Linked DNA regions of Homo sapiens: region 2 is linked to region 1. The links are chromatin loops, found by intact Hi-C in ENCODE. Cell type or tissue: mammary epithelial cell. All regions are shown on one strand. Links, peaks and the distances in the headings refer to the core of each region. The heading gives the core; the rest is flanking DNA.

What was found. Hi-C counts contacts between places; a loop is a spot of excess contacts. Peaks named below come from ENCODE experiments on the same cell type or tissue, not always from the same donor. Only the 100,000 strongest peaks of a DNase experiment are listed, where the experiment ranks them.
Region 2: it touches region 1 in a loop (2.5-fold over the local background); 3 of 110 quality-filtered maps call a loop at or near these places.

The regions. Positions count from the first base shown.
Region 1 is chr1:65,334,349-65,350,624 of GRCh38, reverse strand. All of the region lies in intron 1 of DNAJC6 (DnaJ heat shock protein family (Hsp40) member C6), which reads right to left. Among named protein-coding and RNA genes, the nearest start is that of DNAJC6, 33 kb to the right of the region's middle. In mammary epithelial cell, for the core only: no CTCF peak of the experiment used is centred there; a DNase peak (open chromatin) is centred at 7,134; H3K27ac peaks cover 1,158 bases.
Region 2 is chr1:65,257,636-65,273,911 of GRCh38, reverse strand. It overlaps a transcript of DNAJC6 not described here. Among named protein-coding and RNA genes, the nearest start is that of DNAJC6-AS1, 43 kb to the left of the region's middle. In mammary epithelial cell, for the core only: a CTCF peak has its summit at 8,151; a DNase peak (open chromatin) is centred at 9,231; H3K4me3 peaks cover 885 bases.

The sequences.
Region 1 (16,276 bases), core at 4,085-12,084:
GTAATTTAACTGTCTTCCAGAATAAAATTTAACATGTTTTCAAAGAAAATGGTAATCCAGACTTCCAACAAAGTATCATCACAATGTTTATCATACAATAAAACTACAGATATAAAGGAGCAGTAAAAATTGAACAATAAAAGAGCAGTAAATAGAAATAGAACCTGAAATGCTTCAGATATTAGAATTAGTAGACAAGAACTTTAAGCTTATTAATATGTTCAAAGGCTTAAACAAAGAGGTAGTCTAATGAGCTACCAGCAAAGAATATTTTTAAAAAGAAGAAGAAAATAGCAGAATTAAAAAGTATAATATCTGAAATGAAAATTTTGCTAAATGATCTTAACAGGAGATTCGAAACTGCAAAAGAAAATGTTATGAACTTGAAGGCAGGTCGACAGAAATTAAAAACAGAGTCTCAGTGACCTGTGAGACAACATCATGCAAGCAGTTTACCATCATGTAAGCAGAGTCTAAGAAGGGACGCAGGAAGAAAATGGAGCAGAAAAACTATTTTATTTCCAATATTTGGTGGAAAAAAATTCAACTCAAAATGCAAATGTCTCAACCTCGGCACTTAGCACTATTGAATTGTAAATTGGATAATTCTTTGTTGTGGGGGCCTGTCGTGGACATTGTAGAACTTTTGGCAGCATCCCTAGCCTCTATTAACTAATTTCAAGTAATATCCTCTCCTATCTGAACTCTAAGCAAAGACAACCAAAAATACCTCCAAACATTGCCAAACGTTTCCTAGAGAACCAACATTGTCCCTGGTTAAAAACTATTGCTGCAGATCCAAGTAACTCAGCAAACCCAAAACAGGATAAATATACAAAGAATCACCTTAGACACATCAGAATAAGACTGCCAATGAGAAAAAGAAAAAGAAAATCTTAGTAGCTGATAGAGAAAAAGATACATTACATATAGCGGAACAAAAATGTCAATAATGGCTAACATTCATCAGAAACAATGGAGGTCAAAAAATAATGAAATGAATTTTTTTAGAGTGCTGATAGAAAAAAATGATCAACCAAGAACTTTATAGACAGCAAAAAATCCTTTCAAAACAAAATTTTATATTAAAAACACAAGAAAATGTGTTGCTAATTGACCTGCATTATAAGAAATGCTAAAAGGAGTTCTTCAGCCTTAAGGGCAATGTTACCAGATGAAAACTCAGATCTGTAGGAAAGGATGAAGTGTACCAGAAATGGTAAATGTCTGGGTGAATATAAAAGATTATGGTTTTCTTCTCTTAATGCATCTGAAAGATCACTGTTGCAAGCAAAAATAACAACATTGTATTGTGGTGTTATTACACAGATGAAAAATATATGACAAAATAGCACAAAAGATGGGTGGAAGGTAAGTGAAATTTTACTGCTATAACATTCTCTTATTTTATTTTATGTATACAGTGATAAGTGAAGAATAAATATTGCAATCTCTGGAGAAACCACATACCAAATATATATATTTACATATATATTTATATATATATATTTACATATTTATTTATATATATATTTACATATATATTTTTATATATGTATTTACATATATATTTTTATATATGCATTTACATATATTTATATGTATTCACATATACTTATATATATTTACATATATATTTATATATTTACATATATATTTATATATATTTATATATATACACACATGCACACACACAAATATACGTACCACATATATATAGCCAAAAAGCCAGAAGAATTAAAATTTCATATTAAAATATATGCTTAATCCTAACAAAGCTGAAAAGAATAGAGAAACTAAAAACAGAAGCAATAGTTAGAAACAAATAACGAGAGTAGACTTAATCCCAATTATATTAATAATTATAATAAATCTAAATAGGCCAGATACTATCACTAAAAGACAGAGATTATCAGACTGCATAAAAAAAACACAAATTATATGCTGTCTACAAGAGATGTACTTTAATTACAAAGTTACAGATAGGTTAATAGCAAAGGATGAGAAAATATTAATCATACAGTAAGCAAAAGAAAGCAGGTAGGCCTATATTAACATGATACAAATTAATTTCAAGACAATATTACAGAGTTAAGGAATAATGTTTCATAATAATAAAGGGTCAATTATTCCATATCATTCTAAATGTATGCACAGCTTCTAAGTATATGAAGCAAAAATGAACAGAAAAGTAGACATAAAGGGACAAACCCACAATCACAAATGCAGACTTTTTAAGAACAAGTAGACAAAACATTGGTATGGGAAGAAAACATTTGAACAACAATACTACATTGCCCTAATTGACATTTATAGAATACTGCAACCAACAACTGAAGAATATACCCTCTTATCAAGTGTTTACATATGCTGGGGCATAAAATAATTATCGACAAATTTCAAAAGGTTAAAAAATGCGTATTTCTGGGTGTCAATTAAGATTCATTGAAGTGCTTTAAGGCATAATGATGAAATTAAGGCTCAAGTCACTTAGCTTGCTAGTAGCTGGCAGGGCAAGGAAACAAATATTGCTCTAACTGCAAATGGTGTGTCCCTTTTGCCATATGCTTGAATAGAGCCTAGACTGGGGAAGATAAGCCAAACATACGAATCACCAGAAAATGCCATCCTTAGTCCAATAAGGCTGTCTGCATTGCCATTGGTCATTCTCTGTTCAAACTCTGCTGTACTATGCTAAAAACTAGGAGCTCAATTACTTGAGAAAAATCATGTTAAAAACTTCTTACAAAACCATATATCAGAGAGCTCAAGGGAGGGAGTCAACCAATATATGCAACAAGGAATCCTGAGATTTTGGAACTGGAAGTACGACTGGTCAAGAAAATCTTCATTTTTGTGTGTGTGTGTATGTGTGCACGTGTGTGTGTGTGCACATGCATGTGTGTGTGATTGCAGTGTTGAGGGGAGGGGAGACAACGGGGAAAAGAGGTAAAAAGCAGAGACATGAATTCCAGTTTCTAATTTATGAAAAAAGGTTTCATTCAGATATAAATATAAACATTACCTATATTTTGTTATATTTTATACATTAAAATACGTTGCATTACACAATAATATCATATATATCTATAATATAGAAGACATAAAGAATGTGGAAAATTTGGGCACACTTAAGGACATACATAAAGAGCATCAGAAAGAAACCAAATGGCTGGGTGAGGAGGATGGAATTGAGGCTGATGAAGTAAAAAAAAAAAAGAAAATCTACAATAAAACCAGACGGGGCCTTGTGCCGTATAAAGACTGCAAAGCAGTATGATTAACTCACTTCTCTACCCCTGAGGTCTACTGAAACCAAAGAAGATGAAATTAAGATAGAGAAGAAAATAAACAAGGGTACCACTGTTAACATTTTGGAGACTATATATCCTTACATTCTTAGTTCTGTTTTTGTGTATACGTACATATACACATTTTGTGTTGTGTGTCCACATACATAGAAATAAAGATGATACTGTGTATAGATTTGGACCTGCCATATTTCCACTTAGCAATGAAATGTAGTCTTCTGAGTCATTAGTATTTTTTCTCTCATATCTCTCACAGTGCTGCATTATAATTATTAGTTGATTTTCTACTGTTTAGACACACCAAGAAGTATTATAAAGTTGCATATAAAGTAGATAAGCATTCTGAGGAGCTTATTTCCAGCCTGTGTATGTCTGTGTGTGTGTGGCAGGCAGGGGTGGTGGAGCGGGGGTGGTGTTGAAGGTTGTTGGAAAGAGGATGGCTTATGGCAGAGGTGATGCCTGAATTGCAGTTTGGATGGAAATGGGCTGAAGGGCATTTTAGTCCATTATTTAGTACAAAATAATGTTGGAGAGCAAGCAAAGGTTAAGAGAACATCATGTCAAGGACAGACATAAAAGTGAAAGGATCATAACTGAGCTCTGATTATAAGCATACTAGGGAACATGCTAGGCTTACCCAGCACTGAAAGATGAGTATTACAGTCTCCCCTAAGCAGATGAGGAAGGGTGGGGCAGGGGTCTCTGAAAAAGAAAGTAATTTTCCTAAGGCACCAACTATAATACATACTGGAACCAGGATATAATGTTGTTTCCTCAGGGAACTTGAGGGTGTGTTAGAGAGGGATGGAAGATGAGACTGGGAAGGTGAGTGCTCCTCAGACCTCAGAAGGTCAAGCTAAAAAGTAAGAACTTTTACCAAATTCTCTTACTCTCTCACACTGAGATATGGAATGACAAAAAAAAAATGGATTATCAGCAAATTTCCAACAAGCTGTTCGCAGAGCAGATTAATATTGCCTGAGACAAGTGGATTTCCCCAGGGATAGCACACTCTTTAGGGCATATTTCAAAAGCAAGTATTCCATCCCAAGCCAGCCGAAGAAAATTTCAAGGAAGTCCTTCAGCATCTAAATTATCAGAAAATTGTATTAGTAGGCACTTCCAATAGGTAGTCTCTAGTAAGCCATGCCAGGCATAAAAATGTTCAATGAGGCTAAGCAAACCCAGTGAGGACACTTCTAAATGCTAACTACACAGGGAGGCAGATACAGTCTGAAGGTGAATCCTAGGAGAAAACCCAAAAAACCCACAGCAAGCATTTGGAGGAAAATCTGCTACCTAAGTACAAAGAGAACCTGCTACTCCTCTGTTTCACTGGTCTCTAGGGCAAAGAAAGCTACCGCTAGCTGTGGGGTCAGCTTCTGGTGTGGACTTGGCTTATGGAGACCTTCTCATAAACATCTGGCCACTACCCTCCCTTGTGGAAAAACCAAACACTGAGCAAAAGTAAAGTCAATGGGAGGGGTTGGCTTCTGTGCTTGGTTGGCCAGACATGGTAGCCAACCTGGATCTGCACTCTACATACAGAAGACATGGGCTAAATCCCAAAGGCCAAAAGTACACCCTTACCTGGTGGGTAGTAGGAGGTTGGTTCCTACCCTCTCTTCAGACTCCTTCCACTCAAAAATTGACTCTCCACGTGTTACTTTTCCCAAAAATTCTCGACTCAATAATAACCACTCCTGGAGAACCAGGAAAAGAGAAAAAGCATTTATTTAGTACTAGCGTGTTGTGATTAAAAGAACCTAGGATTTGCAAACAAGCATACCTGGATTCACAACACTGACTCTCCTTCCTTGCTATCTGTGTAACAGCAGGCAAACTAGTAAATCTCTCTAAGCCTCAGTTTTCTCAACTGTAAAATGGAGGTAGATAATATCCTCCTCCCATGTATACGATGATTAAATGAGATAATGATGGATGAGTATTTGTCACCTAGAAGGCAATCATAAACAATATTTGCCTATGCATGCCTACCTTCTTATTTCTATATGGGAAAGTGGAGGAGATCCTAATGGGCAAAATACACACACACACACACACACACACACACACACACACACGAAAGGGAGAGAAGCACAAAAATGGTCTGCAGCTAGGAACTGCCACAACCTTCCATCAGTTCAGTGGAAAGGCCACTTACTTGCTGTATAACCTTATACAGAGAGAAGGCCTATGATACCTTCCTCATAGAATCATCACAGATATTAAATCCATCATCTGTAAAAGCCCACTCACTGTCTGTTACATTTACAACTTAGTAAATGGCAACTTGAGGTGGAGGTGGATGTGGTAGCATTGAATTAACAACAACATAACTCACAAGGGCTCACCAACTGGGACTCGGAAATATTTTCTTTGGAGATTGGATGGGGATTTGAAATGTATACAGATCAGGCATCTGGGAAACAGTCCTTAGATGGAAATCCTCATATGTAGCCCCATCCTGCTTGAGGTAGGCTTACCAAGCAAAGGTATGTGGTCCCTCCCTGGATCCCATGTTAACTAGCTGTTCTGCCTGCCTTTCTGGCTTAATTATGCTCCAATAATCCTGACAAGATTGGCTGGATTTCGCTGTAAATCATGACAGTGGAAATCCTAAAATAAAAGTAAGATTAATGCTATGACCTCAATCTTGGCATGAGGGCTCATTAATTGCAAATCATGGAGTTAATTGAATTCTAGGCATAGCACTGCTAGCTGGATTAAATTTCCTGAGACCTATTTCTTTAACGACATGAAGATAACTGAAATGCATCAATGACAACTAAGCCAAATATTGGGGGTTGCTAAGGAGACAGATAATTATTTCCCTGGCACACTAGCTGCCCAACCATCAAAAGAGTCGGATGTCATGCTTTGGAGGACTGTCCCTATTATTACAGCCACCCTCCCTGTCTTCTTCATGCTCAAGGGTGTGATGCAACCTCTCTGAACCTCAGTTTTGCAATAATACTTGTTAAGAATGAAATACACACATGTGCATGTATCTACAAGAAGTGCTCAATAAAAAGTAGGCATTATCATCATCCTATCTTTGACTCTTTGCCATCATTCATTATTGTAAGGACCCCTGGAGGGAGGAAAGAGCTGTGTGACTTTCCTTCTGCAGGCTGCACCCTGGTGGGCTGCAGAAATGGCACCACAAATGGCATAGAAAAATCACTGTACACCCAGGGCCTCCCTAAGTTCAAGGCAGCTTCTGTTTCTACTTAGCATCTGGCCAATGCAGGTGCTAGTACAGTAGTCCCCTCTTTTCCATAGAGGATACAGTCCAAGACCTGCAGTCGATGTCTGAAACCACAGATAATACCAAACCCAACTGCCATCAATTGGAACACGTTTCTGTTCATGTCTTCCACTCACAAACTGAAGCCTTTTCCATCTTAATACAGCACTTACACACTGTGGCCATAACATTTGCCGTCTGAGATGTAATGGCACAACTAGCGTGAATTCCCTTTTTCCTTCTTCACAATTTCACAGATAAAAGATTCACTCTTACCATAGATCTATACAACCTCGGAATATTTTTTTTTCCTTTTTTTTTATTAAGTCAGGAACTTTTGCCTTTTCACTTAAAGGGAGCACCCTGCAGCTTTTCTCTGGCATATCCAAGTTGCTGGCATCACTACTCTTGTGATTTGGGGCCATTATGAAGTAAAATAAGGGTCACTTGAACACAAGCACTGCAATAACCAAGATAGTCAATCTCATCACTTACACAACTACTAAGTGACTAATATGCAGTAACATAACACTGGACAAAGGGATGATGCATATCCCAGGCAGGACCAAGCAAGACGGTGCAAGATTTCATCACACTACTCAGAATGGCACACAATTTAAAACGTAATGGATTATTTCTGGAATTTTCATAACACTTTCAGACTGCAGTTGGCAGCAGATAACTGAAACCTTGGAAAGTGAAACCACAGGTAAGGTAGTCTACTGTTTATCTCTTCTCTTTCCTGCAGTCTGGTCTGTGTGGTTCCATCTGCTCTTCGGACAAAAAAATTATATGCATAAATCCTCATCCAACACTGACAGATGAGTATTGCGTCTCCACTACACAGGAGGAAGGAGGAAGACTCTGAAATGGAGAGGAATGTGTATCAGGCAGTGGCAATGGTACATACTAGAGCCAAGATATTATGGTGTTTCCTCACAGAACTGGGTGGTATATTAGAGAGGGGTGAGAGGTGAGACCGCAAAGGTGAATGATGCTCAGATCTCAAAAGGCTTGAAAGTCAAACTAACCTTCAAATGAGTAGATAAAGAAATTTAGAATCACTGGGAAGGGTGAGGGGATGCTTTTGTTGAAAGCTGCAACGCAAAATTGAGAATGCACAAGAAGAGCTTAGCGAGAAGAGAGTGCTTAATTTCTATCTGTATCAAGTATTCAGCATGACACTTACCAGGGTAAGCCATCTAAAAAAGGACACTTAATTGAACTGAATTGAATCCATCAAGAAACCAACCGTTTCTATTCACTTTTAAACCAATTTCAATTGCATTGAAGTGCAGCAAGATGATAACAGCAATAGCCATCACTTATTAAGCACCCTTTGATCCCTGGGAACTAGACTACAAGCTTTATGTCCATTATCTTACTTAATCTTCACAATTATGTTGCCAGGTAAGTTTGATTATCCCCTTTTTACAGAGGAGCAAAGTGAGAACTTGTCTTAGACCATTTGGGCTGCTGTAACAAGGTACTATAAATTGAGTGGCTTATTAAGAACAGAAATGTATTCCTCACAGTTCTGGAGACGAGAAAGTCCAAGATCAAGGTGCCTGCAGATTTGGTACCTAGTGAGGGCCCACTTCTTTATTCGTAGAAGGCCATCTTCTCCCTGTATCCTCCCATGGTGAAAGAGACAAGCAAGTTCTCTGGGGCCCTCTTTTATAAAGGCACTAATCTCGTTCACGATGGCTCTGCCATCACAACCTAATCACCTCCCAAAGGCCCTACCTCCAAATATTACCACATTAAGGATTAGGTTTCAGCATACGAATCTGGGAAAGGAGGGGACACAAATATTCAGCCCACAGCAGGACCCAACACAAAAATTTAGGTCATACAGCCAGGCTCTTCCCTAGGTCTGTCTCACTCCAAAGCCTGTGTTCCACTGACAACATTTTGCTGCCTCCTATTATATTTGTTAAAAGCTTAAAACATAAAAGGAAACAGTCAAACCCAAAAGCACTGCTGGAGAACAAAAAAGGCAGACCTTGGCCTGATGTCTGCTCTGCATTAATCTAAGGATATTTGCAAGAACAGATACCCAGGAGTGGAAAACTGCTATGCATTCATTGCATAGCAATGAAATTAATGAAAACTAGTTTCTAAGGCTTGAACAGGCAGGAGTGGAAAACTACAATCCAGCTATGATCGCGGTCCCTCATACGGACTTGGTCCCACAAAGGGATGATGACAGTGGCTCAAGATGCTCTTTCCTAATTCAGCCTCTTCTTGCTGCCCAGTCCCACCCACCCCACAGGCACACACAGCCTTTAGGGTCAATAGCTGCTGTCTTTGACTCTCATGTTCAAAAGCCACATGCACCAGCATTCCAGGGGTAGTGGCAGCAGAGCACAGAAGGTGGAGAAAGAGCATGAGCCCGAAGAACCAAACTGTAAATATGCTTTCCATCTTCCCCCAAAGAACCACTCTACAGACTTGGAAACCTGCCCATTGTCAAGTCCCTTTGTGGTGTGAAAGCATATCAGTGCTGACAAACCCAGGGTCACAGCCTTTTTTCTTTGAGAAGACTATGGACAAAAGAGCTGATAAGTCATTAGCAGCATCTGTTCTCCTCTGCTGCCTTTTTAGATCCCAGGTAACACAATCAGAGCTCACAGGTGCTGAAATTTCAAAGACAGGCACTAATAACCATAAAAAGGGTCTCCAAAAAATGCAGGTGACAGGCAAGCAGGTGGCTTTCCATCATGAACAATGTGTCCTCTGCAAAATCCACAGAATGGTAAGAATAGGTGGACAGATACATTGCAAGGGTTTGGTTTCCAAAGAAGGAACTAGGGCCACGGCTAGCTTATAGATTGGAAGAAGGCAATGCAGCCCTTTGGTGTCTGGTATCGGTCTTCACATCTTCACCAGGCTCCCGCTGTGTGCTAGGTTCATGCAAGATGCTTCACACACACTGTTTCATTTCACCCTGAAAAGGACCTTGCTAAACAGGCTATCAGTCCCAGTTAGTAGGTGCAGAAATGAGGCTCAGAGAGGTTGCATAACCCGCCCAAGCTAAGGGGTCTGGCAAACAGTGGTGCAAGAGGTTCCCAAGGTTAAATGTCAGCCTAGGTACCAGGCTACGCATCAGAATAGCCTGGGGTGCCTGTTTTAAAAAATGCAAATTTTCAGATTTCTTTCAAATCAGAATCTCTGAGAGTGGAGCCTAAAGTCTACATCTTTCAACACCCCTCAGTAGCTTCTGATAAATAGAAAGTGTAATAACACAGCCACAGCCCTATGCCACACTGTGTGACAGAGGACAGACAGCCCTAAATGAAGGTCAGGCAGAGTCGGGGAGAGAGGCAGAGAAGCTACCATTCTTTGGACACTTTTTTTCTGCCAAATGCTTCATATAGATTATCACACTTAATCATTACAACAACCTGCTGTGGTGGATATTATCATGCCCATTTTATTGAGGAGGAAATTGAGGTTTCCAGTGAAGTTAAATGACTGGATAAAAGTCACACCTCTAAGAAACACTGGGGTCAGAACACAAACCAGATCTGTGTGGCTCTAAATCTCATGCCCTTTCACTATCACATTCTTCCTTACCTCTTTTTGACAGAGTAGAGGTCTCAGTGCAATCGCCAATAGCACATAGATGGCTATAGCTATGGAAGGGCCCAAAGAAGACCTTGCCCAATATGAATCAGGCAGCAGAAATGGCTACATCCTGAGGGAGGCCAGCTCTTCCTCCAGCAGCTACCATTGCTGTTCTGATAAGAGCAGGAGCCTGGACTCACCAAATACAATGTGGCCAGCACAACAGTGGAGCCATCATCCCTCGTCTCTCAGCACTCTTGCATATTGAGAGTCCACTCCCTCCCAGGCAAGGGTCCAGGCATTTGGGAATCTGCATGATCTGACCCATAAGGTTAACCAACAGAGTTCAAGTTCCAAATACCAGTGTGCCCTTAAACATATGGCTTTCCTTCTCTGGACAAAGTCTCTTTCTATAAAATGTGGAGGTGGAATTTGCTGCTCTCCAAGGTCCCATGAACTCTGGGTGACCCCATGACTCATAGAGTCTATATAATGTGAGTATTAAATTGTGATTTGTGCAACTTATTAATGCTACAAGGCAAGGACTGTTAGGAGTATCACCAAACTGGACAAGGAGTCGAAGTATTTGGCTGCCACTAATGGTGACATTGGTGGAACAGAAACATTCAAATCTCCACCATGGCTTCTGTTTTTTATTTTTGCCCCAGAAGCCCAGGGGTGAGGGACTATTATCTAACAAGTTGGCCACCTGCAAGTGCCTTCTTTCCTCTTTCCCTGCATTTGGCACTAATCTCAAGTGACTGCCTGTTGACTGACCACTCCCCAGTTGCCCTTCTTGAAATCTTTAAGCATATGCACATTGCCTGCAAACTCCTAGAAGGCAAGATGGGGTGAGTCAAAGAAGACTCCATACACAGTGCCAAGCACAGGGCTTTGTATGTAGTGGTAGTAGTAGTATTCTAATATTCCGCTACTAAAAATAACAATTGTACCTAAAATCAGCTAAGATTTGAGTCCCTACTATGTATGAGGCATTATTCTAAATGCTTTACAGCCCTATAATGTACACGCCATTACTATCTTGCATTCGTAGATGTAGAAATAGACATAGAGGCTCACTTTCTTGCAGAGGTCACACAATTAATAGGCTAATTGTGGACAGTCTCACATGCCACTGCTGAATGAGAACACAGAGTTGGAGCTGTGTGGCCTTGGCATCAGACAAGATTCGGGTTCGTACTCCAGCAATTTATTAGCTGTTTCTTTAGATAAGCAGCTTAAACCTTTCAGTGCCTGTTCCTTCATCTGTGAAATAGGACAACAACATCCACCTCATTTTTTTTTTCTTAAGAACCCAACATTACACCTGGCCTATTTATTTACTCAGGTATCTATTGAGCTTCTACTGTGTGAAAGGTTCTGTGATAGGTGGTGGGAAAACAGAATAAGAAAGCATAATGTCTGACATCAAGCTGCTCACAGTCTACTGACAGCCAAACACAAATGAAAACAGTATATAAGACCATATGGGAAGGATAATGTGACGCAGAGGGCATCAATGGAGCACAGAGGAGAGCACCTGAGAGCAAAGAAAGCTGGAGTTTGCAAAGATGAATGAGGCTAACCAGGCCACATGGAAAGAAGGGCACTCGGGGCCAGGTGGTTCAATTCTATCAGTCAATCATGTCATACCTGGGCATTAGCTTCAACTCTATTCTCATACCTCACATCCAATCTTTCAGAAAATAGTGTCTGTACTACCTCCAAATTTTATCCGAAATTTAAGATATGTATAGAGCTCCCACTTATCCAAGAGAGAGTGGATAGATACACACACATATTTACAAAGTGAAAAGATAAACCCAAAACTTGAAAGAGAGTTACCTGTGAGGGAGGGAACAGGGTAGAGGGGGCAGGGACAGAAGCTGTTTCTTTGAATACAACCTGCTTTAAAGATTTGAATTTGAAACTATGTAAATATTCTATATAATTACAAACATAAATTTTAAAGCAACCCCTCAAAAGTGATAGCAAAATGAGCCAAACCAACCCAGCTTAGTATGAAATTGATGATATAACCACACAGAGAGAAACTACCTCAAGTAACTTTAAGATACAAAGTAACTGTCTTAAAGCAAAATATATACAACCAGTACCCCCACCACCACCAAAAGAAAAACAAAAAACAAAACTACCTTAACCTGTTTTGGTGATAGTGTTGGTATTGTGATTCTGTGGCTGTGTATTGTGGCACAAAGCAAATAAGTAATTACACTGGTGCAACTGAGAACCAGAATTTTGGCATGGGAGAAAGAAATATAATTGTGAATCCATAATGTATTTTACCTTTTAAAAAATTTGCTCCTAGCTCTGTCCACTGAGAAGGCCTAGACACAAAAACCAGCTCAGGAGCAGTGAGCACCCCTCACACCAGAGGTCTTTATGCACCATTTCCCTCTAAAAGGAACTAGAGCCCTTTGAAAAAGTGGCTGATTCTAAGATTGGGGCAGAAAACATACAAGATGAGCCTGGAACATCTGGTGATACCAGAAAGCAAGGAAAGCATCAAAGACTACTTGAGTGTGTTAGAAGCATTCAGGAGCTAGCTTCAGAGGCTCCCATGACCAAAGATGGTCCATTTAGTCATTAGTAAGAATACTGATGTCCCTCTATATACTCGAGAGATTGGATCCAGGGCCCTTCAAGGATACCAAAATCCAAGGATGCTCAAGTCCTTATATAAAATCGTGTAGTATTTGCATATAACCTACACACATCCTCCCATATACTTTAAATCATCTCTAGATTATGTATAATACCTATTACATTGCAATGTAAATGCTAGACAAATCATTGTTTTATTCTGTACTTTTTTGTTGTTGTTGTCTTGGTGTTTTTCCAAATATTTTTGATTCAGGGTTGGTTGAATCCACAGATGTGGAATCCCCAGAGGGCCAACTGTAATAACTGCAGTGGACTGAAACATGAATGTGTGTTTAAAAATATGAGTTCATAATAATAAAATGAAGAGAAAAAGAGAAAGAGAGAAGCTTCATAAGTCACCCTCAGAGAAGGATAGGGGACCTACTTTTTATTTTTGAAAACTGGTAAATAAAGGGTAAGAATCAAGCCTTTTTCCTTTGTTTGCTATATGAACTTTACTCCAGGATAACCAAATATCTGATGAGGAAGAGTTTTTCCTCATAGAAATAGTCCAGCAAACAAAAAAAAAAAGTAAGAATTACATTTGCAGCCCCTAATAAAACAATGGCACTAGACAGTGATGACAAAAAACAGAAACAACCACACATTGTATATCCCCGATGGAAATACAAAACACGACCTACGAGATAGTCTTGCAAAAAGCTAATCTGAATGTAAGTCTGATCAAGCCTTTAATCTACCGGGAACACAGAGGACAAAGGAACAGGTTAAGTGACACCACAGGGATGCAGTCAGCAAAATCTAGACTTGGGGAAAATCTACAGTACAAATGGCCTGGTTTTTTTTCCCAACAACAACAACAACAACAAAAATTACACAGGAACAAAAGAGACATAGAGAAGAAACTTTAAAACCAAGCAACTTCAATGCATAAACATTATTTGGATCCTGGTTCAAACAAACTATAAAAAGGCAAAAATAAGATTCCCACTTAAAAGAATCAGGAAAATCTGAACAGGCTGGATATTTGAGGATAGTAAGGACTATTAAGATTCTGGATGAGATGAGAATGTTGTGACAGTGTTTTTTAAAAGGAGCCCTTTATTGACTGATTGACTGATTGAGCAGGTTCTCACTCCAAGCCTCAGTCTCCCCTGTAACTAGGACTACAAGTTCATGCTATCATGCCCAGCTAGGCCCTTACATGTTAGAGGCATATTCAAATATTTAATGACATTATGGCTGGGATCTACTTCACAATAATCCAGAGGGGCAAGAACAGCTTTAGAAAAAATGAAATTGCTCATTAGTGGATAATTGTCGAAGCTGAGTAATGGGGACATGGGTTTCTGGTTTCTACCTGTGTTTCCCCTTTTTACTTTTTTGTATATTTGAATTTAGAAAACTATATATATTTAGGTACTACATATATCATGTACAATGTTGACATGGTTTGGCTGTGTCCCCACCCAAATCTCATCTTGAACTGTGGTTCCGATAATCCCCATGTGTTGTGGGAGGGACCCAGTGGGAGGTAACTGAATCATGGGGGCAGTTACCCCCATGCTCCTGTTCTCGTGATAGTGGTGAGTTCTCACAAGATATAATAGTTTCATAGGGGACTTTTCCTCCTTTTGCTTGGCACTTCTCCTTGCTGCTGCTGCATGAAGAAGGATATGTTTGCTTCCCCTTCTGCCATGATTGTAAGTTTCCTGCAGCCTCCCTAGCCATGCTGAACTGTGAGTCAATTAAACCTCTTTCCTTTAATAAATTACCCAGCCTTGGATATGTCTTTATTAGTAGCATGAGAACAGACTAATACAAATGTATATAATATTTTTATATTACCACATACAAAGAGGTATAATCAACCTTTTCTCACTGCCTATAGTGCCACCAACCTGGTCTAAGCCAATCACTTCTCATCTGAATTATTGCAATATCTTCTTCACTGCTGTCTCTGCCTCCACCCTTGCCTCCCTAAGGTGTGGTTCATAAAGAGAAACAAAGGTGTTCTTTTAAGAAATAAGGCAAATGTTACTCTTCTGCTGAAAATTTTCCAATCATTTCCCATCTCACTTAGAATAAAAATCAAAGCTCGCGCAATGGCCTACAAGGCTCTATAGGAACAGGCCTCTGTACCCCTCTTGCCTTATCTCCTACCTTTCTCCCTGCGTCTTTGCTGCAGCCACACTACTCGTCTATTCAACATGTACTTCCCTCAGGGCCTTTGCACTTACAATTCCACTATTCCCCCAGTGAGCCACGCGGCTTCCCTCCTCACTTCCTATAGGTTTCTCCTTAAATGTTTCTTTTTCAGAGATGCTTTCCTGATCACCCTATATGAACTCTCCTTAGTCTACTCTTTTTTCTTCACGGCTCTTTTTATCTTGAGGGTTTTTATTTTTTCTGTCTCTATCTACTACAAAAGAAGCTCCATAAAAGGACAGACATAGGCTGGGCCTGGTGGCTCATGCCTGTAATCGCAGCACTTTGGGAGGTCAAGGCAGGCGGATCACAAAGTCAGGAGATCAAGACCATCATGGCTAACGTGGTGAAACCCCGTCTTACTAAAAATACAAAAAAAAAAAAATTAGCTGGGCGTGGGTGGTGTGCGCCTGTAGTCCCAGCTACTCGGAAGGCTGAGGCAGGAGAATATCTTGAACCCGCGAGGTGGAGGTTGCAGTGAGCCAAGATCGTGCCACTGCACTCCAGCCTGGCGACAGAGTGAGACTCTGTTTAAAGAAAAAAAAAAAAAAAGACAGACATAGTTGATTTGATCACTGTTATTTGTACCAGAGTATCTGGCTCAATACATATTGTTAATTCTGACCTTAGATTCTGAACTATAAATTGGTCAGCAATACTGCACAGGGTGTTTACCAAAGGGTGGTAGGATAGGCAACAAGCACATTATGGAATGCTTGCATGCCCCTTTAAGACTTGAATTTTATCTTGTAGGTGATGAGAAGTTTCACACCTATAATATAACAGGCCTTCAAATTTTATAGTCATTGTTACCACCACCATCATTTTACAGCATGGGAGGTTATGGAGTAAGAATGGGTAGATACAAAGAAATCTGAGAGTCACCTTGTTTCCTCCCACTGTTCCTATAGGCAAAACCCAAATCCAACCCACCTTTCTACACACCCACTACTCCTTACTTAGTATCTTACTCAGTTCAGGCCATTTCCATCTCTAGCCTCCTAACAGCTTTGGACCCCTCCAATCCTCTCCAGAGGGATGAGGCATGTTGTTAAAATACAAATTTTATCTTATCACTCCCGTTCATAGAAATTTTTAGAGGCACAGGGTTACATGGTTTACAAAGCCTTGAATAACCTGGGAACTGCTTTCCTTCCCATTCTCACCTCCTGCATTCCTCCTTCACCCATCTTTGCCCCAGTCCCAGGGAAACTCTTTGCAGTTCTCCCAACAGCCCGTGCTCTCACTTTCTTCTGGATCACCGCATGTATTTTCCTCAGTAGCCTGCACTGTCTCAAGAGTATTTTTGCTG
Region 2 (16,276 bases), core at 4,601-12,600, 77 kb after region 1:
ACATATAAATATAAAAATTGATCATATGAAGGGTCACAAAGCAAGTCTAAAACATTTCCAAGTCATCCAAAATATATTCTCTGACTACAGTGAAAGCAAGCTAGAAATCAATGGCAAAAAGAGAACTAGAAACTCCCCAACTGTTTAAAAATTAAAAAGTATGTTGTTACACTACCTTATGGGTCAAAAAAATCAAAAAGAAAAGTATAAAATATTTTAAACTAAATAATGAAAATATAACAATACTTGCAGGTGTACACAAAAGCTATGCTTAAAGGATATTATATATATAGCTTAAGGGATTTTTTTTTTCATTGAGACAGAGTCTTGCTGTGTCATCCAGGCTGGAGTGCAGTGGTGTGATCTCGGCTCACTGCAACCTCCGCCTCCCGGGTTCAAGCAATTCTGCCTCAGCCTCCCGAGTAGCTGGGATCACAGGCACATACCACCGTGCTCAACTAATACTTGTAATTTTTTAGTAGAGACGGGGTTTCACCACATTGGCCAAGCTGGTCTCAAACTCCTGACCTTGTGATCCACCTGCCTCGGCCTCCAAAAGTGCTGGGATTACAGGCGTGAGCCACCACGCCTGGCCGGCTTAAAGGATATTAATGTGTAGCCTTAAATGAAAATATTTTTTAAAAGAAAAGCTGAAAATCAAAGATACCTTCTATCTCAAAAAACTAAAAAATAAGTCATAAGTTATAGCCAAAGAGTGTAAGAGGAAATAATAAAGACAAAAGCAAGAACTCATGAGATGAAAAATAAATGTATAATACAAAAAATTAACCAGTAAAAGATTACAGAGACTACTCAAATGTATAAGACCTTGACAATATTGCATCAAAATAAGTGAGAATTACCAGGACAATAAATAGAAATGCCACTATCAGAAATAAAAAACAAGGACAGGACCACACCACCTAAAAACATTTTAAAGATCATAAGAGAATATAAAGAAAACCTCATGTGGAAATTCAGATGAAATGGACAAATTCCTAAAAAAACAGAATTTATTAAAACACACACAAAAATAGGAAATCTGAATAACATACACTATTAAAACAACTGAAGCCAGGCAGAGTGGCTCACGCCTGTAAGCCCAACACTTTGAGAGGCCAAGGTGGCAGGATCACTTGAGGTCAGGAGTTCAAGATCAGCCTGGGCAACATAGTGAGACCTCATCTTTACAAAAGTAAAATAAATAAACAAACAAACAAAAAAACATATTTTAAAACCTTCCAAGAACAAAATTTCCAGGCCCAAATGGCTTCACCAGTGAATTCTTCCAGACATTTAAAGAATAATTCTAATCTCACAAAAACCTTCCAGGGAATAGAGAAATAGGAAATACTTCCTAATTCATTTTACAAGGTCAACATATCCTTGATGCCAAAATGTGGCAAGGGCACCACAACAAAAGGAAATCACAGGTTAATCTCTCTCATGGACAAAGATAATCCTCAACAAAATATTAGCAAGTCAAATACAGCAATATATAAAAAGATATCACAACGAAGTTGTTTGTTCCAAAAGTGCAAAGTTGGTTTAACATTCAAGAATCACTGAAATTCACCATATTAACAGAATAAAATAATCATATGATGCACATAATACAGAAAAATATTTGTTACAACTCAGAACTGATTCATGATAAAAACTTAGCACAGTAGGAATAGAAGGTAACTTCCTTAATCTAATTTTTAAGTGTCCATATAAATCCCACATCAAATGTTGTACTTAATGGTGAAAATGTGATAGCTTTTCCCCTAAGATCAGTAACAAGATAAGAATACTCACCATCACTGCTTCTATTCAACATTATAAGAGAGATCCTAGCTAGTGCAATGAGACAAAGGGGAAAAAGTATAAGGATCAGAAAGAAGAAAAAGCTGTCATTATTTACAGAAAAATAAACGGTCTACATAGTAAGGCCCCTAAAATCTAAAAACTATTGAAATTAATAAGTGAATTTAGCAAGGTCACTGAAATAAGGTCAACATATAAAATCAATTCTATTTCTTTCTTTTTTTTTTTTTTTGAGATGGAGTCTCGCTCTGTTGCCCAGGCTGGAGTGTACAGTGGTGTGATCTTGGCTCACTGCAATCTCCACCTCCTAGTTCAAGCAATCCTCCCACCACAGCCTCCCGAGTAGCTAGGATTACAGGCACACACCACCACACCCGGCTAATTTTTTTTGTACTTTTAGTAGAGACAGGGTTTCACCATGTTGGCCAGGCTGGTCTCCAACTCCTGACCTCTGGTGTTCCACCTGCCTCCACCTCCGAAAGTGCTAGGATTACAGTCATAAGCCACCGCACCCGGCCTAATCAATTCTATTTCTACATCCCAGGAATAAACAATTAGAAAATGAAATTCTAAAGTGCCACAGAGAGTCAAATATCATATGATCTCACTTGTGTGTGGAATCTAAAAAAGCCAAACTTACAGAATTAGAGAATCAAAAGGTGGTTACTAGAGGCTGGGAGGTGGGGGCATGGGCAGGGAAAGGGGCAATGCTGATCAATAGGCACAAAGTTACAGTTAGAAGAATAAGTTTTGCTGTCCTATTGCACAGCACTGTGACTGGGGTTAATAATAATGTGTTGTATATTTCAAAATTACTAAAAGAGGATTTTAAATGTTCTCATCACAAAGAAATGATAAATATTTGAGGTGATAAATATGCTAATCGGCCTGATTTGATCATTCCAAAATGTAGTAGATTTCTATCAAAACATCACATTGTACCCCATAAATATATACAGTTATCGTCAAGTCAAAAATAAAAATGAAAAAATAATAATGTTTTTTAAGTTAATAAAAAAAAATAAAAAACAAGGTCAAAACCTGAGACTGGAGGGGCCCTCAACAGTTATGCTAGGAAGATTGTCCTGCTGAGAGAATATAAATAAAATGTTTTAAAAAAATTTTGCCAGGCCAAGTGGCTCACACCTGTAATCCCAGCACTTTGGGAGGCCAAAGGTGGCGGATCACTTGAGGTCAGGAGTTGGTGACCAGCCTGGCCAACATGGTGAAACCCTGACTCTACTAAAAATACAAAAATTAGCTGGGTGTGGTGGTGTGCACCTGTAATTCCAGCTACTAGGGAGGCTGAGGCAGGAGAATTGCTTAAACCTGGAAGGTGGACGTTGCAGCGAGCCAAGATCGCACCACTGAACTCCTGCCTGAGTGACAGAGCAAGACTCCATCTCAAAAATAATAATAGTAAAACAAAAAATAAAAATGTAAGTGGCAGTAACAATAGCATAAAAATAATCAACGACCAGTAACATCACTTTTAGAGATTTATAACCCTTATAACCCAGTATATCTGCCCTTTAAAGAGGGTAATTTATACTCAGCTCAATCTCATTGTTGCAGACTGCTCTAATCTTTATTAAAGAAGCCATAAATACCTTATTGAACCTATAGTCTCCAAAAGTTTTAATGTTGGTTCAAATTATTTTAAAACATTCAGGGGTAAAAATCAAGTCATTTTTAAACTCTGAGTAACATATAAAAATATTTTGTATTTTCTTGTTTAGTATCTCAAAATGAAATTTAAAGATGAAATAACCTAACACAAAATTAAACTATGCATATGTATATATATATACATATACGTTTCAACTGTAATGTAAAAGAGAAGTGAAATAAGTTATTTACAATAAAGCAACATGTATTTCAATATGCAAATGCTCAGACGACTATATTAGAAAACATAATTAAGTAGGTAGCTACTTGCACTTGTATATAGATTTTATGATTCAGGTGTGTTGTACTGGTGTCTAAAACACAAGTGGCATTGCTTTGGGTAAGTGATTTCCTGAACAAAATTCAGTATAATCTTCCTTAGATTTACACAGCATTTTTAATCCTGGAAGTTTCAGTGTACAGTGAAACCAATTTATGTTCTAAGCCCAGAAAAGTATAGAAGGTTTTACTACATCTTCAGCAAAACATTTGAAAATTGCACAGGACATGAGCTAATTCATCATTGAATGGAACAGCCCAGAACACCGGAGGGCACTATCATTTCTAGTTTCTGCCAATGGCAGCGCCCCTCAATCATATGACCATCAAATAACATACCTGCAGATTTCCAGTGTGTAGCCCAAAAAGCAATACCAGACCCATTGATTACCACTGGCATAGACCAGTCTCTAATCCCAGCTTAACCACATGCTACCCCTGAAGCTTTGAGAAGTCACTCAGTCATTTACAGATCACCCCAGCTAAAGTATCATTTCACCAACTCACCCAGTCACATGCAGCAGTGACAAAAATCCTTGAAAGAATTTGAGTTTTCTCTAAAAGTATCAAAGTAGTCAAGATGTTTAAGAAAAATCACAACTTTTTAAAAATTTTTTTACACTTATTTTGAATTACAGATTGGAGGATGAACACCACACTATTTTTTAATATTTAGAGCCTAAAAGTCTGAATCTGACCCTGCTCAAACCCAATTAGATTTTGTAATAACTTCCAGTGAAAAGTTATCTCAGGAACCATTGGCATAGACAACTTTTTTTTTTTTTTTTGAGACAGGGTCTCACTCTGTCACCCAAGCTGGAGTGCAGTCTTGCTATCTCGGCTCACTGAAACCTCCGCCTCCCAGGTTCAAGCGATTCTCTTGTCTCAGCCTCCCCAGTAGCTGGGATTACAGGTGCATGCCACCATGCCCGGCTCATTTCTGTATTTTTAGTAGAGAGGGGGTTTCACCATGTTGGCCAGGCTGGTCTTGAATTCCTGACCTCAAGTGATCTGCCACCTCAGCCTCCCAAAGTGTTGGGATCACAGGTTGAGCCACCACGCCCAGTCATGACAACTTTTAAATCCTACTATTAAAATGTTATGTGTAACTTTGTTTGCTAAACAAATGCCATGTTTGCCATTTTAAAATAAAATCTAGAAAAATAACAGAAAAATTGGAATGAGAACTATTTTCTTTGACCTCTTATAGACCAAAAAAAAATTCACCCAAATTTTCAGTCTTCATTCTTATTATTTTGTGCCTCTAAGACCTTGCTGCATAACATACTCAAAGAACTTAGTAAAAAGAAAATTTGGAGCTGAATTTGAAGAGTTAAAATATCTGTTTTCCAAATAAAAACAACCTAAAAAATTAGTCAAAAGCCATCATTTTCTAAGGTTCACATCTCCCTTTTTATATAGGTAAGTTAATTCTAAAAATGTTGACAATTTTATTAAAAACTGTAATTTTACAGAGTACAGGGCTACTTATTTTCAAGTACTTGCCTACCATGTGAATGGTTTTGGAGATAAAAAAAGACCTGATTTTGAATCATGGCTCTGCCATTAACTAGCTATGTATCCCTGTACAAAATTCTTAATCTATTTCTTCAGAATAAAATACCACCTACCTTGCAGTGTTGTGACAATATGTAAAGCACCTCCCAGAGAGCTTTTCACATAACAGTTGTTAATTAAATAGGAGCTATGGTTCTTATTGTTATAATTAGCTGTCATGTTTGCCAATATCTACTTATTAACTCACTCAACTATTTTCTTTTTAGTTGCCTTATACTTAATTTCTTTTTCCTGGCTTGCAAAACATTTTGAGATATGCTAGATCAATGTTACACAATGTCTTTTGTATTTAAAAACCTCACTGAATTGTCCCTAAGATGAACTAAAAAGATGGAAAAGGCAGGCAGGCAGTTCTTAAGGCACAAGTCAACATTTACTGAACCACTCATGTGATGGTAGCTTACAAAAATTCACTTTCTGAACCTGCAACATCCTGGTGATTTCTTTGCCCCATCAACCTCTTATAATTTTACCTGATTCTCTTTTTCAGTCTTTACAAAAAGAATTGACTTCCAAACAATTCATAATATTTTAATAGTTTTGTTGTGGTCCTTTTCAACACAGAGACTCTAATTTTTAGTGTTTTTATGTCTCATATTCAGGACACCAACTGGTAATTTGGGACCCAGGAATGGCTCTCACGGTCTGGTTGCTATGGTCACACCTACACACACACACACACACACACACACCACCTCACACCATACACTTATCTGGTCTCTGTCAACACATACCCATCTCCCAGCAGCCCTAAAGGGATACTTTGCTCTCAAAGAACTAGGCTTGGAAAAGGCCTGGGGGACCTTAGAAATACAGTAATTCATAACCTATTTGGAGTCTTAGAATCCTTTAAAAATCTGAGGAAAACTATTGACTCTCTCTTTCTCTCTCTCTCTGTCTGTATATATATGCATATAAAGCTGCATTTCACAGACTCCTTGAAAACCATTACTGAGCTATGATTTATTTCAGTGTTCCTCAAACTTCTTTGACTGAAACTCACAGGAAAAAAAAAAACCGATGTGATGTCAGAATACGGCTTATACCCACATGCATAAAGATAAATATCTATAACAGAAGTTTCAGGAAACAGTAGTTACCTCTGCTATGTGCAATGATTTCTGACAGTTTCTGTTCTATTTCATCGATCTAAAATGTTGCCTAAGACTCACTAAGTTGCTTTCTCACCACTCACAATCTGAAAAACAGGAATCTAGTCTAATAGCTCTCCATTTTAGCGATAAAGAAACTGAGACCCAAAGAAATAGAGTCCTGTCCTAGGTCACAAATGAGTTATAACTGAACAAGCCAGAGCCTACCAATCTTGACTCCCAACCCAAGGCTCTTCCCAGTACAAAGTAAAACAAAAATTCTAAATACCGGCCAGGCACGGTGGCTCATACCTGTAACTCCAGCACTTTGGGAGGCCGAGGCGGGTGGATCACCTGAGGTCAGGAGTTCGAGACCAGCCTGGCCAAGATGGTGAAACCCCATCTCTACTAAAAATACAAAAATTAACCGGGCGTGGTGGCATGGGCCTGTAATCCCAGCTACTCGGGAGGCTGAGGCAGGAGAATCGCTTGAACCTGGGAGGCAGAGGTTGCAGTGGGCCGAGATCGCACCATTGCACTCCAACCTGGGCGACAGGGCGTGACTCCATCTCAAAAAAAAAAAAAAAAATTCTAAATACCAACTCTCCTTAGAAAAAGGCTGGGGATCTGAGCTTAAAACACACTGATACACTGAGAAACCAGGAGTGTTTCCATTTCAAACAATGTTGAATATTAACCTTAACCTGGGCCTCCAATTCAAGCAGCTTTAATTTTTTTTCTAAATCATGTCCATGGCCTAGCATGACTTGGCAAATAAGCAATTTTTTTTTTCTCTCCAGAAACCCTTTCTCCAACCACTGAAAACAACACAGGAAAATCCAACATTCTTCCTAGAGTTAATTTTAAAATACTTTGATTTCACACACAGGTAATACCTACTCTTAAGATGCTGGCTTAGAAACAGGAGTGAACAGGTCCTCTTCCCCCTTACCAGGCACATGCATAGCTGTTTTCTTCCCCACTAAGGCTGCTTCATTAAAATTTAAACGTCAAAACCACATAGATCAATACGTGGCTGTGAATGATCCAGAGCCTATGAGATGTTAATACAAACACCACCAGCTACCTGGCCCTTTTGAAAGCCTCAATTATGGAAAGTGGGATTGTTTAAGAGCCTTCATTACAGTTTCGTAGATTAAAATACCATTCTCTCCATTGGCATTAGATTGTGAGTGGGGTTTTTTTTTCCTTCTTTTTCTAATGTTGAATATGTATATATCATTGCCCACCACGAGGTGGGAATCCTATAACAAGCCAGAGACGGTGGCTGACTCCCGAGGACTGGAGAAGGCCAAGCCCCGCGGCGCTGCGCGCAGAGAGCTTTGGGGCCTGCGTTGTTGCACGTCTCACCCAAAGAACTTAGCTCCGGCGTGGGGAGGGTCGCTGCGCGAAACCTGCCCAACGGGCTGCGTGCCAGCCCCCACCTGCGCACCCAAGCCCCCGAGCCCAAGGGGCAAGCGCCGGGGCCTCCTTAAAACACAGCGCACTCGAAGCGCAGACTGCTGCGCAGCGGCTCGCACGGAAAGCGGGTGAAAAGAAAGGGGGGCCGGCGAACCCTAAAATTAGCGTTCCGGAAGCAGGGGCCCGGCACCGCCGCGCGGAGACGGCGTCCTCCGCCCGGACGGGCACGCGACTCCGCTGCGCCCTTCCTGGGCACGCGGGCCAGGAGCACGACCAGCGCAATAGGAAGGAAGGGCTCCCCCTGGAAACGGGATCGGGGAACACGTGTAGCCTCCGGAGACCTAGGGGTCCATCGCTCCTCCCCCAACTGCGGCAGAATATTTAAGGAGCCTCCGAATTTAAAACCCCAGAATCCTCCAGAATGCTTGTTGTTGAACTTAAAATTTGGTTGGCTCATTTTTCGGTTAGCCCTTTCCTTTTTTGAGTTTTTATTTAAATTCGTTTCTCTCTTCCCCCATCCCTCTAACAGAATTAGAGTGTTGGGAGGTGAGGGGGAGGTAAGGTGTGGAGGCTGATGGAGTGGGGGTAGTTTACATCCCAGCATTTCTTTGCAAGATAAACAGTTCTGAAGGTCAGCGACGGCTCCCCATGGAGCGCTTCTAAAAAGATTAATGTTCATTAAAGGATTCTCCGTCAGCGTTTGCCTTCAGAACCCAAACTGTTTTAAGTCCCAATTATTTCAGATATTCCAATTCTCATAATGCATTGAAAACCTGTATATTCATTATTAACTATTGTGAACACCCCCAAAATAAAATTATCAAAAATCTGGGAGCTAGTCTAAGGAAATCTATGAAAGCTGTGTTACTCAGCCAAGATTAAGAATGCAAAAATAGGGTTATATTTAGGACTATAAAAATGGAAAGCTGAATGACACAATATTTGGAAACTAGAAGCTAGTCATTTTTTAAAGTCATCATGTTTATTATATAACTAGAATGTTAATATAGGTATGGTAATTTTAAACTAGCCATTAATACAAACTAAATATGTCTGTGGAGTGACATCGCATCCCTAGCATCTTTTAGCCTTTAGCCCTCTCTTAGCCATCTTTCTGCAGTCCGCCCCTTACCTTTATTTTCAGAATCTTTCATTCTCTGCTTCCTCCCTCTGCTGCAAATGAGCAGGAAAGTCCGGCTGATTCTGCAACCCTGACTTTTGATTTGTCATTCACAGTCAGCGGTCTCGGGGGCGAAGTCTCTCAACGGAGGAGCACTCGGGCTATGATAATTGCATGCAAGTCGGTGTGCGGGGTTATAATTTTGCTTATGCTGGAGCGGAAAGGATGGGGATGAAGGCAGACGTAAACACAAATTCCAAAACATGGCATGGAACCGGATCTGGAGCCGAGGCTTGCCTTTCCTTCCCTCAGGATAGGGAACCAACTGTTTAGCGCCTCCTCATCTCTGAATTGAAAGGGGAATGTCTGTGCCATGCACCAGGTTTATTTTCAGATGGTAAGTCAGCTTTGGAGGAGGATTCAGAGCCCTGTACTTTCATTCATTCATTCAACATTTATTTTACCTCTCTGTGGACCAGGCTGTATGCTAAGTACTGGGGATACAACAGTGCACAGGACCAGCCCTCGGTCCTCACGCTGCTCACAGGCTGTTACAGTACAGAGGCATACAGGGCAATATAATGGGCTGTGTCTGCTGCATGGACACAGGTTATTGAACCCATTTCACCCAGGCCTAAGTTGATACTCAAGGAGGCTTTAGTGACTGGTTGTAAGCCATTGAGTGGCAGACTAGGAATATGTATGAGGATGCCAAACCATAACACCCCTCTGTTGGGGAGCAAGGAGGATTCAAGTAAATCTTTCAGTCATTCAATTCAAACTTACTTTGAATCATTCCACAGCTCAGATTCATTCATTAATTCAATCATTTATTCAACACGTGGTTATTTGTGCCAGGCACTATTCCACCTCTTAGGGTTTCAGGTCCCTGCCTTCTTGGTTATTGCACTCTGGTGGGAGGATTCAGACAGGTAATATAGACATATAATAAATGGCAATAAATGCTGTGAAGAAAAATGAAACATGGTAATGAGGTAACAGGGGTGCCATTTTAGGTAGGGTTGCCAAGGGAGGTGCCATTTAATTTGTTTTATGGATAATAGGTAAGAGTCATCACAGTCTCTTCCAAACAGCTTCACTCAGAAATTGTTTTTTAAGTTCTGAACCCTCCCAGTCTCCTCTGCTTCATGCATACTCACTGATGGATGGTGTTTATTCCCCATGATACAGATTAGCAAACTGGTATCCAGAAAGACTAACTGACTCAAATACATAACCTAACTAAATTGGAAGAAGAGCAACAGAAAGGAATACATCTTCCTGTTACTCATCCTCAGAAATTACTGAGTTAAATGCAATATTGATATTAAAAATTTCCTGGACTAGGCATTAAAAGGGTTGAAGACCTGTCTCTACTGTCTCTACCTTTTATTAGCTGCGTAGTGTAGGGCAAATGACAGAACCTCTCTGGCATCAGTTTTCTCATCTGTAAAGTGGGAATAATCATAGCTGTCCTATATATGTACTGGGCTGTTCATATCATCAAAAGGGAGAACAGAATTTTGTAAACAAAACACTAAATAAATGCAGGGTATAATTACCAACTGCTTGGGCACATTTAAGAGGACTAATTGTCAGTGTTCACCTGTTCATTACTTCAACCCAAGAGTCAAACATAGCTATAATGTGAGAGCTTTCATGGCTACTAAGGACTTCTTGTTGCCACAGCTGGAAGATTCCTTGAAAGTTTTGGGAAACTTTAAGTATTTGTTTTTGGTTCCCATCTTTCCTTGGCAGTGGATAATATCTTTCTGCTGTCTTTGACAGCTTAAGACCAATAAGGAAAATCTGCCTTCATTACAACTCCTTACTGGCCACCAAATGCGACATTGGCTAAACCACATCAGAGAAACCGGCATCTTTATCTCCAAGGACCAAGTCCAGGATAGCCAAAATGTGCCCAAGAGGAGCACTTTGGGGGGCTGAGAAGGTGAGGGAGTAGGTGGTGAGAAGCCATCATTCATGCACTCTTTTATTCAATAATATTCATGGTGCCAGGCACTGCTATGAACACTAGGAATGACACGGTGCTGAACAAAACATTCTCTGTCCTCAGGAGCCTGTGGCCTCAGGTCAAGAGGCTTCCACTAGATATGCCAATTTACCAAAGTAGGCAAAGAAATGCCAAAGCGTGGATTTGAATAGTAGGGCAAGAGCTCTAAAGCAGAAGAGGACTGGGAGAGGTGGCTGACGCCTGTAATCCCAGCACTTTAGGAGGCCAAGGTGGTAGGATCGCTTGAGGCCAGGAGTTCAAAACCAGCCTGGTCAACATAGTGAGACCCTGTCTCTATGAAAATTTTTTTTTTTAGTTAGCTGGGCATGGTGGCATGAGCCTGTGGTCCAGCTACTTGGGAGGCTGAGATGGGAGGATGCTTGAGTCTGGTAGGTCAAGGCTGCAGTGAGCCATGGGCAATAGAGCAAGAAAGACCCTGGGTGACAGACCAAGACCCTGCCTCAAAAAATAAATAAAGAGAATGGATTCAAACATGGGCCCTGCCATGTACCAGCCCCTGGAATATAAGCTGAGACAAGTTGCTGCGCCTCTCTTAAGTTTCCATTTCCTGATCTGCAGGATGGAGGTAATAATGGTACCCACCTTCCACAGCTTGGTGAGGCTCAAACAAGTTAATAGGTTTAAGGTTCATAACACAAAGCCTGACACATCAAGTAAGGGCTCCATAAATGCTGTAAGATGAGTAGTATTACCTTGTAACTGGGTCAAGTTTATTCCCCTAAGCTTCAGTTTCCTCATAAAATACAGAAATTAATAACTAGTTTGTAGGATTATTGTGAGAATTACATATGAAGAAGAATATGAAGTCTTTGGCATAAAGGAATAGCCAATCACCAACCACCCTCACTCCGGCCCTTTTTAAAATTTTTTTATTTTTAATTTTTGTGGGTACATAGTAGGTGTATATATTTATGAGGTATATGAGAAATGTTGATACAGGCATGCAATGTATAATAATCACATCATGGAATATGGAGTATCCATCCCCTCAAGCATTTATCCTTTGTGTTACAAACAATCCAATTATACTCTTTCAGTTATTTTAACATGTACAATTAAATTATTATTGACTCTAGTCACCTTGTTGTGCTATCAAGTACTAGGTCTTATTCATTCTTTCTAACTATTCCAGGCCCTTTTTAATCAAGAAGGCTCCCTAGACCAAAATTTTAAAAAGACCAATGCTAGGAGTAGAAAAGAAGTGGGAGAAGGGAAGGAAAACACCCATTTATATTGCAAAAGGAATAATGTTTTCAAAAGTGTAGTCATTTCTAGGGGTATCTGCATTGTACCAAACATTATATTTTGAAAAGTTTCAAACATATCAAAAAGTTGAAAGAATTGTACAGTGGGCCCCATATCCAAGTATATTTGGGTATATTTGCTTCATCACATGTGTCTGTTTCTCTATCCAACTTTAATTGATCTTTTTTCTCCTAAAGTTGAAAGAGGTTTGAAGGCCTCATCAAATAAAAAGAGGCTTTATTTTCCCTCCTGACACCATATTTCCAGAAGCACAGGCCTCCTGATTCTGCGGCCGTTCCAAGCAGAGCTGGGTGAACTCTCAGAAGTCTTGTCCTGTCACACAGTAAATCTCAAGGCCACATCCAGTTAAGGACAAGGATGGATTCTAGAGCTTTCCACAACAAGGCAATGTCTCTGTCAGACCCCAAGCTTCAGATAAACTGGTACTGAGGATGATTAGGAACAGCCGCTAATGGAAAAGATGCTCTATCTCAAAAACTGGGTTTAGGAAAAGCTTCAGGCAGGCTCCACTGGCCACTAAGTCCCTTGACAACCCTGCACATCCTTGTCTTGTTAGATGCCACTCTGAGTCACTAAACCAGTGACTCATGCTCAGCAAGCAAGGCCATCTTGAGAGCTAAACTGAAGGGAATTTTCAAGAACAACGAGTGAAACCCTGAATTGAAAGGGAATAAGGCTTTTTATTGTCTGAGCAAAAAAACAAAAATGAAAGGAAAAAAACACTGCTGTCATACTGTGGATTAAACTTTCCCAGCTGCAAATTTTACTCTGAGGAAAAACTGGGCACCAAAAAAAAAAGCTTTTACACTCCCTTGGAACTTTTGAGGCATTTTAATTCTTGATTAGTTGATAGGTAAGCAGAGACCCAGAATATATATTCCAAATTAGGCAGATGAAATGATCTTTCAATAACTTGTCTAGAGCTTCTGCTAGCTTAGTCATTCATTCCCAAAGAGTGGCTTCACCTGCAACACCACATTTGGTCTTTCTGCATCCAGCCAAGCCTCTGTCTGGCTTGCTCAGAGCACCCAAATGGCCAGAAAAGAGGTGAGAAGGAAAAAGAAAATGTGCTTACTGCGGGGAGGGGATAGATGTTTAGGATTAGGGCTAGCCACAGAAGAGGGCAGCATGGCTTATATGGAGTACCTACTATATGCCAGGCTATTTTCTTATCATCATCATCATCATCCATTTTTTGAGAACTTATTACTTGGCAAGCATTGTCTTTAATGCAAGGACTCACAGCAGACCTCCCGGGTTTGAATCCCAACTTACTAGTTGTATAACTTTGGAAATGTTACTTAACCTCTCTCTGCTTCAGTTTTTCTTATGTGTAAAATGAAAGCTGTAAAACAGGTTTATTGTAAGAATAAAATAAAATCACATACTCTTTAAGACAGTGGCTGGCACATAGTGTGACAAAAGCAATGCACACATTAACTCTTGCCATTTGTTTTGTCAGATGAGAAAAATGAGGCAGAGAGGCAAGGAGACTTGCCAAAGGAGACACACAGCTAAACACAGCAGAGTCCAGAATCGTCATGTCATTTATTTCTCACACAGTCCTGTAAAGGAAATGGGAAGGAAGGAGAGTGGCTTCACCTGCTACACCACACTCGGTCTTCCTTTTAGTGGTGAGAGGTTGGAAACCCAAGACGGTCTAGTAATTTACATGTCACAAGTTGGCAAGTAGGAGAGTTGAGATTTAAACCCACATTTGCTGGCTGTAAAACCCTTGCTCATCCTACTAAGTCAGTGGTTCTCAACCTTTAGCATGTGTCAGAATTACTGCAGAGTTTATTAAAACACATTTCCAGGTTCCAGCCTCCTATCCCTCCCCATCCTCCCACCCCTCAGTTTGTGATCTGGTAGCTCTGAGATGGGGGCCTAGAATTTGCATTTCTAACAAGGTCCTGAGTGATGCTGATGCTGCTGCTCTCATGCTGCTGGTCTGGAGACCAACCTTGGAGAAGCACAGCTCTCTACAATCATGCACCTGTATGCAGAACAGGTGGTAGGAGAAGGGCCAGAGCCACAGACCCAAAGATTGTGGGTCAGTGAGGTTTTCCCACTCTGACAAAGTGTTGGTTACTTCCCAGAGCCTGGCTAACAAACCTTGTATTTACACAGCCCTTTCATTTTTATGGTCTCATTTGATCTCTCTAATATCCTTAGGAATAGGCTGGGTAGGGATCATTACATCCATTCAATGTGGCTTATTTTTAGGGACATATGGCTAGACAATGGCAGTGAGAGAATAAACCACTGATCGACGTGACAGAAATTCTGTCCTCTTTCTTCTCCAAGTAAATTGTTCTGCAAAATACTATCTACTGATGGAAACTGACTCTAGTTCCAACCTGTGTCTTCCCAGAGAATACCACAGCTCAGGAAAGGGCTCCTCAACCACCACAGGGTTTAGAGGAGGGAATTTCTGGTGGCAGGAACTCAAGGCCAGTTATCTACCATAATTCAAGGGCTAGAGAAGTCTACTGCTCATAAAATGCTTTTGTCATTTGCTCCCTTTTCTGTAACCTACGGACTTTGATATTTGAGTAAAATATGGTTCTCTGGAATGGACGGAAGCATTTGGAGGGTTAATTTCAACTCAGCACAGCTTGTTCATATTCCCATTTAGAACTACTGGCATGATTAAGTACATTTTTAAAAGTTGTTTAGACCTCTAAACCAACAAATAATTCATATCCAGAATATTTAAAGAGTTCCTAAAATGGATAGAAAAAAAAAAAACCCAAGTTAAAGAAATGAGAAAGACATCAATAGGCCTTTCACAAAGGTTCACACAAGAATGGCCAATATTCATGTGAAAAGATACTCAGCTTCATTATTCATCAAGAAAATTCAATATAAAACAACATGGAATATCATTTCATACCCATCAAATTAGCAAGCATTTAAAAGTCTGACCATATTCAGTAAGGAATCGGGGAGCTTACACACTGTTGGCAGAAACTGAATTAGCACAAATGTACAAAGGTCAACTTGGCAATATCTCTCAAAATCAAAACTATATATATATATATACACTTTGATGCAGTAATTGTCCTTCTAGATATTTATGCTATATTTTTAGTGACAAATGTTCACAGTGTAAATTTCAGAGTCATTCTCTTTGGAAATATATATAAATGAAAGGAATCTTTCATTCCAGACATATTTATTGAATGTCTGCTATGTTCAGGACACAGTGTTAGCATGAAAAGATGACAGGAGTCCCTAGAAGCTATGTTCCTTCTCCCCTGCAGCCTCCTGATGAAAAAGAAGAAGGTGGTAGAAAGATGGATGCTGCTGCAGAAGACCTTCTGGTTGACCCAGAAGGGTTAACTTCCTCAAAGAAGCCTCCAGCTGTGGTTGCTTCCCAGAGCACACTGAACTTTTAAACATATTTTGAGTGTGATCATATGGTTGAAATCTAGACTAAGCATTAATCTAGACTAATAGTAGTCTGGACTCTTATGAAAATCTAGACTATTATTATTCTATACTAACAATAGTATACTAATAGTAGTCCAGATTTTCAGCCATATTAATATTATGGTTTGCTAATAATTTCTAGACTTTTCTAGGTTTTCTAGACTATTTTCTAAGAATAGTCTAGATTTTCAACCATATTAGGTTTTGTTTTATTAATATTAATACATACAATAGTAAACCTAATATTAATTTAAAAATAACCAGCCCTTTGTGAACCTCTATGTACCAGAAATGCATTTAATCATCACAGTTACATGACATAGGAATTGTCATCCTCATTTTTCAGATAATATATAACTCCATTTTTGAAAGACTAAGGATGCTGTCTGATATCACACAGTTTATTAATGTGCCATTTATTAGTGGCAGATTTAAATCATAGCCTGTGTGATGTCAAAGTGTATGATTCTAGATGCCCAAAGTGATGTTAACATCATCATAAGAAATTCAGGTTAACTTTAAAAAATCAAATAAAATTGAGATATAGATTTATTGCATAATATTTATTCGTTT